2 separate regions of the Homo sapiens genome follow, and region 2 is linked to region 1. Evidence: read pairs that join two places in POLR2A ChIA-PET (ENCODE). Cell type or tissue: MCF 10A. All regions are shown on one strand.

The links. ChIA-PET counts read pairs that join two places held together with the same protein. Peaks named below come from ENCODE experiments on the same cell type or tissue, not always from the same donor. Only the 100,000 strongest peaks of a DNase experiment are listed, where the experiment ranks them.
Region 2: POLR2A ChIA-PET joins it to region 1 with 5 read pairs; 7 of 35 experiments call an interaction of 5 or more read pairs at or near these places.

Annotation. Positions count from the first base shown.
Region 1 is chr16:69,593,283-69,598,282 of GRCh38, forward strand. All of the region lies in intron 2 of NFAT5 (nuclear factor of activated T cells 5), which reads left to right. Among named protein-coding and RNA genes, the nearest start is that of NFAT5, 30 kb to the left of the region's middle. In MCF 10A, no CTCF peak of the experiment used is centred here; a DNase peak (open chromatin) is centred at 2,669.
Region 2 is chr16:69,658,868-69,663,867 of GRCh38, forward strand. NFAT5 (nuclear factor of activated T cells 5) reads left to right here. Exons shown (of 15, transcript NM_138713.4): 7 at 860-1,032. Among named protein-coding and RNA genes, the nearest start is that of SNORD13H, 47 kb to the right of the region's middle. In MCF 10A, no CTCF peak of the experiment used is centred here; no DNase peak of the experiment used is centred here.

The DNA of each region.
Region 1 (5,000 bases):
CTGCCAAATGAATAACTTTACTTGTGGTATTGCAGCACAGTTACTTCTTTTTTAAAAAAAAATTTTTTTAATTTTAAGACAGGGTCTCACTCTGTCACCCAGGCTGTAGCCTCCACCTCCTGGGCTCAAGCAGTGCTCCCACCTCAGCCTTCCAAGTTGCTGGGACCACAGGTGTGCACCACCAGGCCCAGCTAATTTTTTTTTTTTTTTTAACTAGAGACAGTGTCTCCCTAGGTTGCCCAGGCGTGTCTCAAACTTCTGGGCTCAAGTGATCCTCCTGCCTCAGCCTCCCAAAATGCTGGGATTATAGGCAGGAGCCACCATGCCCGGCCTAGTTACATTTCTAACAAAGTAATTTTGAGAACACAGGTAAAAGGGATGTGATCTGAAAACTGTTTGGTGTGTAGAATGGGGAGAGAAAAAAGGAAGCAAATTAAATTGAAGGAGGAAATATGGTAAATTTAATTTTTGAGTTTATTATTGGAAGAAAACACGCCATTTTGTGCAGTATAAGAATATAAGCTTATCAGAATTTTTAAATATTAAGGTTTGTATTTTAACCCATTTTCATATTAGAGCCATTTTTTTCCAGATCCTGTTTTCAGCTGTATCTATTAATGGGGTGAATTTACTCCAGGCTCCCTGGTTGTTCATTAACCTAGTAGGGCTTGACTACTTTAATAGGTTCAGGAAAATGTGCTTGTTAGTTGAAACTGCTCATAGCTGGAATTGGAACTTTTCTGCAGTCCTTCCTTGTCTGTGGGGAATATGTCCTAAGACCCTCTAGTGGATGCCCAAAACTGAGCATAGTACCAAACACTATATATACAGTCGTGTGTAACTTTATGATGGGGTATGTTCTGAGAAATGCGTCATTAGGTAGTTCGATCATGCATACATCATAGGGTGTACTTACACAAACCTATGTGGTATAGCCTGCTACATATCTAGGCTGTATGATTTAGCCTGTTGCTCCTAGGCTACAAATCTGTACGACATGTTACTGAACTAAATACTGTAGACAATTGTAACACAATAGTAAGTATTTGTGTATCTGAACAGACGAGGTAACACGTGGCATGACATCACTAGGAGATAGGAATTTTTAGTCTGCATTATAATTTTATGGGACCAGTGTTGTATATTAATTATAATTTATAAGTCTTTATGTATCTTTTATATGGAAACCCAAATGTCCCAGCACCATTGCTGAATATTATCCATTTTCCCTACTTGATCTACAATGTCAGTATTAAGTGGCATATAGCAGGTTTCTGTATATTCTGTATTATGATCTTATGGCACCACTGTCATATATGTGATCCATCCTTGACTGAAACATATGTGGCACATGACTGTACTATGTTTTTTCCTATACATACATACCTGTGATAAAGTTTAATTTATAAATAAGGCACAGTAGGAGATTAATAATAATAACTATTGTATTGTCAGGGTTCTCTAGAGGGACAGAACTAATAGGATAGATGTATATATCTACAGGGGAGCTTATTAAGGAGTATTGACTCACACAATCACAAGGTGAGGTCCCACAATAGGTCATCTGCAAGCTGAGGAGCAGGGAAGCCAGTCCAAGTCCCAAAGCTGAAGAACTTGGAGTCTGACATTCGAGGGCAGGAAACATCGAGCAAGGGAGAGAGATGTAGGCTGAGAGACTAAGCCAGTTTAGTCTTTTCACGTTCTTCTGCCTGCTTTTATTATGGTTGTGCTGGCAGCTGATTAGATTGTACCCACTCAGATTGAGGGTAGGTCTGCCTTTCCCAGTCCACTGACTCAAATGTTAATCTCCTTTGGCAACATCCTCACAGATACACCCAGGAACAATACTTTGCATCCTTCAATCAAGTTGACACTCAGTATTAACCATCACAACTATTAATAAATAGAACAATACAGCAACATACTATAATAAAAGTTATGTGAATGTGGTCTCTCAAAATAGCTTACTGTTCTGTATTCACCCTTCTTATAATGATGTAAGATGATACAGTGCCGATGTGATGATATTAAGTGAGGTGCATCACGTAGGCATTGTGACACAGCATTAGGCTACTGTTGACCTTCTGTATTCCCGAATCTGTGTCAGTCATTTTAGGGGATCCCTTGTTGCTCATGGGTTTCTGGTGCAACATATTGCTGTCAGTGGAGGGAAAGGGGGTAGCTATGAAAGATTCGGTAAACCATGTTTTCTGTTCATGTCTTTCACCTACAAATTTAATGCCTTTTAAATCTTAACTAAGCACTTATCTTGCTCTGGCTGTAACTTTTGCTGTTTGAGGTGTGGCAGCAAAACTAGCATGAATAATTTCTTTTTCATTCTTTCGCAGTTTTACAGATAGAAGACTCATTCTTACCGTAGATCTTAGCAGCCTCAGCATACGATTTTTTCTTTCCTTATTAAGAAGTTTCACTTTTTCACTTAAATGAAGCACATTAAAACTTCACTTTGGCATATCCAAATTGCCAAATGTCACTACTCTTCCACTTTGGGGCCATTGTTAAGTAAAATAAGGGTTACTTGAACACAAACACTGTGATACTTTGACAGTTAATCTGATAATCCATATGGTTACTAAGTGACTAAAGGGTAGATAGTGTGTATAGCATGGATACACTGGGTAAAGGGATGATTCATGTCCTGGATGGGATGGAGCTGGACTCGCAGGTCAACAGAAAATTTCATCATGCTACTTAGAATGGTGTTGTATTTAAAATATATAAGTTATTTAAATTGGAATTTTTCATTTAATATTTTCTGAACTTGGTTGACCATGGGTAACTGAAACCATGGAAAGCAAAACCATGGATAAGGGAGGACTACTGTATTTACCAGATGAGTTGATTTCATTTTGAGAAAAGTTACTTGTAACTTTAGTAGGCTGACTTAACATGTTATGATAACAGGATTATTTAGATTATAAGAGACTGGGCAGGCAGATATTACACTAGTCTTGTACTTTGCTCATAATTTTATAGAGCACTTTGATGTATATTTATTTCATTTAATGTTTTTGACATCTGAGAGGTATATATTCTCATAGATAATAAAACCCAAACGTCCCAGATGATTAAGAGACTTGCTCAATTTGACACTGTTAGTCATTAGAAGAGCTAGTCTTAAAAAAAGAAAAGAAGGCCGGGTGCAGTGGCTCACGCCTGTAATCCCAGCACTTTGGGAGGCTGAGGCGGGCAGATCACGAGGTCAGGAGTTCAAGACTATGCTGGCCAACATGGTGAAACCCCATCTCTACTAAAAATACAAAAATTAGCCGGGCGTGGTGGCACGTGCCTGTAATTGCAGCTACTCAGGAGGCTGACGCAGGAGAATCGCTTGAACCCGGGAGGCAGAGGTTGCAGTGAGCCGAGATCGCGCCATTGCACTCTAGCCTGGGCGACAGAGCAAGACTCTATCTTAAAAAAAAAAAAAAAAAAAAGTATTCTGACTTCAATCCATTTTTTTTCTCTAACTGCAACCAAGATAATTTATTTACTGAGTATTTTCAGCTATTATGATAAAAGACATAAATGTGATTTCTTCCCTAATTGAGCTTACTTCATAGTTTGAGAGTCAGACTAGTAAATAATTAATTAAAAAGAGTATGTTAGGTGCTCTGAAAGGGAAAGTATAGTTTGATGAGGTGGGAAACAAAGAGGAGTCCCTGTGTGCCAGGGGATCAGGAAGGGCTTTTGATGGGAGGTGAACTTGCTATCAAAATCAGTCCTGAAGTCATAAAAATTAGTCATGTAAAGATTAAAGGGCTATGTTGGAGGAAGAATGTTCCAGGCAGAGGGGAGAATACCATGTTAGAAGTTTTGGAGGTAAATGAGAGCTTGGTGTATTGAAGAATTGAAAGAAATTCAGTATGGCTGGATTATAGAGCTAGAGAAGAGGGAAGGAGAGGGAAAGGAGGTAGCTATGAAAGATTCGGTAAACCAAAAGCTGGATATGATAAGGTCCTAAATTAGTGACAACTAGGAAGAGAAAAAGAGTACTGCAGGTATCACAGGCTAAATAAATGTGTTAGAAATATTTTAGCCAACAAGTGATATTTTATACAGTTATTTTACATATATATATATCTCTTGCGATTTCCTTGCACGGTAAAGGGCACATTATCCTAAAAGTTGAAAATAGGTTAACAGTGCACTGTTCATCATGGTGAACTCTGGAGATCAGTTTTGGCTATCAGATTCTTTTGCTATCATTCCTAGCATGATTTCTTTACTCTCGCTTGTTGAGGTTAATTTTGCTCTAAAGAATTCTAAGGTGGGTCTTGGACCTAATGTTTTCTTTTTTTTTTTTTTTGAGACAGAGTCTCGTTCTGTCACCCAGGCTGGAGTGCAGTGGCGCGATCTCAGCTCACCGCAAGCTCTGCCTCCTGGGTTCACACCATTCTCCTTCCTCAGCCTCCTGAGTAGCTGGGACTACAGGCGCCCACCACCGCGCCTGACTAATTTTTTGTATTTTTTTAGTAGAGACAGGGTTTCACCATGTTAGCCAGGATGGTCTCGGTCTCCTGACCTCGTGATCCACCTGCCTCAGCCTCCCAAAGTGCTGGGATTACAGGCGTGAGCCACCACGCCCAGCCGGACCTAGTGTGAATAGAGGGTAGATAACTAAGTGAGGATTACCCTTGCTAGGCCTTAGTAACTGTTGTCTAGAGAAGAAGATGTTAGGGAAAAGCAAGGGATAAAGTGGGTATGAAGGAGTGTAAATTATGACTTGTTGCTATGATATTTAGTTATTGGTTTAATTTTTACATGTAAGCTTGTCATTGATATACTGAATATTAAAATATTTGGGTGTGGTGGCTCACACCTGTAATTCCAGCACTTTGGAAGCCCGAGGCGGGAGGATAGCTTGAGCCCAGGAGATTGAGAACAGCCTTATGCAACATAACGAGACCCTGTCTATAAATAAAAAATTAGCCTGGCATGGTGGTGTGTGCCTGCAGTCACAGCTACTCAGGAGCCTGAAG
Region 2 (5,000 bases), 66 kb after region 1:
GAAATAACCGCTATTTTAATGTGTATCTTCCCAGTCTTTTTTGGACAAAATTGAGAAAATACTGTACCCACTGTTTTGTAATCTGCTTTTTACTTAACATATCATGAGCATTTTTCACATATCATTCAATGTGGTAACATACTTTTTAGTGGCTATTATTCTATCCTTCTGGAGGCAGCTACTAATTTTTTAAAAGTAAAATCCATTTTATCTGTTTTCTGAATTAGCTCTGTAAAGAAAGAGACTAAATGTATTTTTTTATTTTTTTTTTTTTTTTAAAAAAAAGGTCTCTGGCCAGGTATGGTTGCTCATGCCTGTAATCCCAGCACTTTGGGAGGCCAGGGTGGGTGGATCACTTGAGGACAGGAGTTCAAGACCGGCCTGGCCAACATGGTGTAACCCCATCTTTACTAAAAATACAAAAAATAGTTGGGCATGGTGGCGGCCACCTGTAATCCCAGCTACTCAGGAGGCTGAGGCAGGAGAATCCCTTGAACCCCAGGAGACAGAGGTTGCAGTGAGCCGAGATCACGCCACTGCACTCCAGCCTGGGTGACAGTGAGACTCCATCTCAAAAAAAAAGATCTCTTATAAGCCATTATTTATGTTCAGATTTTAAAATAGTGATTTTATTTTTTTTACTTTTTATTATTATAAACAAAAGATTGACAGGATTAGGAACAGTGGTGAATGTTTAGAATTTACCCTTTTGTACTTTTTGAACTTGGAACTTTGTAACTTTATTACATATTCACAGAATTAATAGATAAGCAAAATTTTAAAAACAAACTTGTTGATTAAGAACATTATACTATTTATACAACAAAATGTCCCTTTATATATTTTTTTTCTGTATTAGGGTGGACTGCGTAGGGATATTGAAATTGAGGAATGCTGATGTCGAAGCCAGAATAGGAATTGCTGGTTCCAAGAAGAAAAGCACTCGTGCCAGATTGGTTTTTCGAGTTAATATCATGAGGAAAGATGGCTCCACTTTGACACTGCAAACACCCTCTTCTCCAATTTTGTGTAGTAAGTAAGAAGATACGGAGATACTAAACATATGGAGTTTCTTTCATTTTCTGTTAATCTTTTAGACATCTCTAAATTTTAGATATTTCATATGCTCCGGCTTGTGATCATGCAAAATTTGAAATATTTTAAAAGCAGTAGTCAGATTTTCTAGACCAAACTAGAGGTGAATACTTGGGATACAATTCAAAAGATGTGGAACATTTTGTAGTTTCCTATTATCATAATATGCTGATTTAAAAAGTAATTTGGACCAGACAGGGTGGCTCCCAGCACTTTGGGAGGCCAAGGTGGGAGGATCACTTCAGCCCAGGAGTTTAAGACCAGCCTGGGCAATGTAGTGAAAATCCTGTCTCTACAAAATAAAAAAATATATATAATAAGTTGGGTGTGATGGCTTGTGCCTGTAGTTTCAGCTACTCAGGAAGGTGAGGCAAGAGGATCACTTGAGCCCTAGGAGGTCAAGGCTGCAGTGAGCCTTGAGCGTGCCACTGCACGCCAGCCTGGGCAGCAGACTGCGACTGTCTCAAAAAAAAAGAAAGTAATTTGAGCTGGTTATCAGAAGTAAATTACAAAGCGAAAGCATTTTCTAAGCATCTTCACTGTGTGGTAAATTACTGTGGTTCTAACTGTTTTGTGTTAGAACATGAGTAAGGTAAGCAGAACTTTGCAAATAACAACATGTCAGAAGTTTCAATTATTAATTATAATATTATAGTATAGTGTTGGGAGTGGGAAATTCAATTCTTATCACTAACCTTGACATGGATAGAAAATGATGTGTGCGTGTTTGTGTGTGTAAATTCAATTATGTTGTTATATATGTCTCACCATAATTGTAGTTTCTCTCTAATGATTATTGTTATAGGTAATAAATAGGAAAAATTTTCCTTTTCACGTCTCTCTCTCTCTTTTTTTTTTCTTTTTTGAGATGGAGTTTCGCTTGTTGCCCAGGCTGGAGTGCAATGGTGTGATCTCTGCTTACAGCAACCTCCACCTCCCAGGCTCAAGCGATTCTCCTGCCTCAGCCTCCCGAGTAGCTGGGATTACAGGTGTGTGCCACTAGCACCTGGCTAATTTTTGTATTTTTAGTAGAGGTGGGGTTTCACCCTGTTGGCCAGGCTGGTCTTGAACTCCTGACCTCAAATGATCTGCCCACTCCTCCCAGCACCCCCCACCACCCTTTTTTTTTTTTTTTTTGTTAGATTGTGGCTCATGCCTGTAATACCAGCACTTTGAGAGGCCAAGGCAGGAGGACAGGAGTTTGAGACCAGCCGAGGCTGGTCTCTCTTCCTGTTTCCTTCTGTCTCCCATTCCAATCCCAGCTCTTCTTACTAACCAACTTTGTTTTCACCTCTCATTTTACTCCAGCTGTTTAAACCTGCCAAAAAGTTTGTATTCATGGAAACTAACATAAGCCAGAAACTTATAATGGAAGTGTATTGAACAACATAATGAGAGAACCTGTCTTTACAAAAATTAAAAAAAAAAAAAAAAGCCAGGCATGGTGGCATGTGCCTGTAGTCCCAGCTACTCAGGAGGCTGAGGCAGAAGGATCACTTGAGCCCAGGAGTTTTGAGATAGCAGTGAGCTATGATCACACCACTGCACTCCAGCCTGTATAAGAGACCCAGTCTCTTAAAAAAAAAAAAAAAAAAAAAAAAAAAAGGAAATTGTTCAGATGAGTGCTTTTTGTTTTTAATTTTTATTGTGTTCTGATAACAAAATATGCCTCATTGCTCATTCAGTCACTCATTTAGTCAACATAAATTAAATGCAGTTGTTCTCAATCCTGGGTGTAGGTTCGAGTCACCTGTAGTGCTTTAAAACAAACAAAAAGGCATGCCAATTGATGATTTGTTTTTGGAAAACTTCATAGTTAATTCAATGGATAGTTACAGTGTGCCTAACTCTGAAATTAAAGATTATAGTTTAAGGAGCTTACAGTTTAGCAGGCTGGGGAAAAAACAGGCAAGTAAATGTCTAATTTTATAGTAAAATTATATTAACTTCCATATATGTGTATATAAAATTGTATATAGGCCAGGCGTGGGAGCTCACACCTATAATCGGAGCACTTTGGGAGGCCAAGGCAGGGGGATTGCTTGAGCCCAGGAGTTTCAGATTAGCTTGGGCAACAAAGCAAGACCCTGTCTCTATTTTTTTAATTGCATATAAAAATTATATAAGCTTCCAATTGTATTATAAAGTTATATAAAGATACTATACTGCACAGTAGCTGTGTGAATAAAGTACAGTGGAAACATAGTAAGAGCATCTAATTCAGACTGCTCAGAGATGGTAGAACTTGTTCTGTCTTGTCTTAAAACACAAATAGAAGTAAAACAAGTAAAATGGGATTTACTTGAAAAATTTTCATATCTACCCTTCTGTAGTAATTCTGGGCAGAGGGATTCATGTATAAATATGCTCCCTGGAAGGATATGATTCTTTTGGGGGAAATAAAAAGAGTTTTATGTGATTGGAATAAAAAGATATACATTATGAAGTGGTAAGATTTGAGGTTACAGAGGTAGACAACACCTCTTTCTTTTTTTTTTTTTTTTTTTTTTTTGAGACGGAGTCTCGCTCTGTTGCCCAGGCTGAAGTGCAGTGGCATCATGATCTCTGCTCACTGCAAGCTCCACCTCCCGGGTTCCCGCCATTCTCCTGCCTCAGCCTCCCGAGTAGCTGGGACTACAGGCACCCGCCACCACGCCCGGCTAATTTTTTGTATTTTTTAGTAGAGACGGGGTTTCACCGTGTTAGCCAGGATGGTCTCGATCTCCTGAGCTCGTGATCTGCCTGCCTCGGCCTCCCAAAGTGCTGGGGTTACAGGCGTGAGCCACTGCGCCCGGCCGACAACACCTCTTTCATAAAGAGACTTGTGTATTCAGCAAAATAATTTGAATTTTATCCTGACCACTTAGGAAGCTTGATGCTTGAACTTGCGACTTTGAGGGCTGGATATGGGAGGAAAAGAAGAATAAACATAAAAATGATCTACAGTAAAACACAGGACCCAAAAAATCTTTTTATTTAAAAAAATTAAAATGTTTGTTCCATTATAAGTTTCTGGCTTGTATTTCTTTCCGTGAATATAAACTTTTTGGCAGCTTTAAGCAGTTGCAGTAAAATGAGAGGTAAAAAGGAAATTGGTTAGTGCAAAGAGTTGGGATTGGAATGGGAGATAGAAGGAAACAGGAAGAGAGAGAGGTAGAAAAGGAAAGGGGCCAAAAGGTGACAGAGTTGGAAGGGAGAAGAGGAAACAGATACTTGATCTTCCTTCTATAGATACTCAGTGGAAAGAATTTCTAATATCAGGATTCATGCAGTGCCTTGTGGCTTTAAAAAAATTACTTCTAATTATTGGTTTAACAATGGCCATTGGATCCTTTGTCTTTTTGTTTTTAAGGGGATAGAAGATCATCCCTTTTTACATTCTTAACATCTTTCATGTTCTCCAGACAATATAGGTGTATATGTTTTTTGTTTTGGTATGTATGTTTATATTATTTTGTTATGTTATATCAAATTAAGAATATTAATTTTCAGCTAGGTGCAGTGGCACGCACCTGTAGTCCCAGCTACTTGGGAGGCTGAGGAAGGAGAATCACTTGAGCCCAGGAGTTTGAATCCAGCCTGGGATTCAAACCCATCTCTTTAAAAAAAAAAAAAAAAAAAAAAAGGCCAGGTGCAGTTGTACACGCCTGTAATACCAGCACTTTGGGAGGGCGAGGTAGGAAGATTGCTTGAAGCCAGGAGTTGGAAACCAGCCTGGACAACATAGCAAGAGTCCATCTCCACACACAAAAAAAATGTTTTAAGTTAGCTGGGCGTGGTGGCATGTCCCTGTAGACCCAGCTACTTGAGAGACTATGATGGGAGGATTATTTGAGCCCAAGAGTTCAAGGATACAGTGAGCTATGGTGGCACCACTGCACTCCAGCCTGGGCAACAGAGTGAGG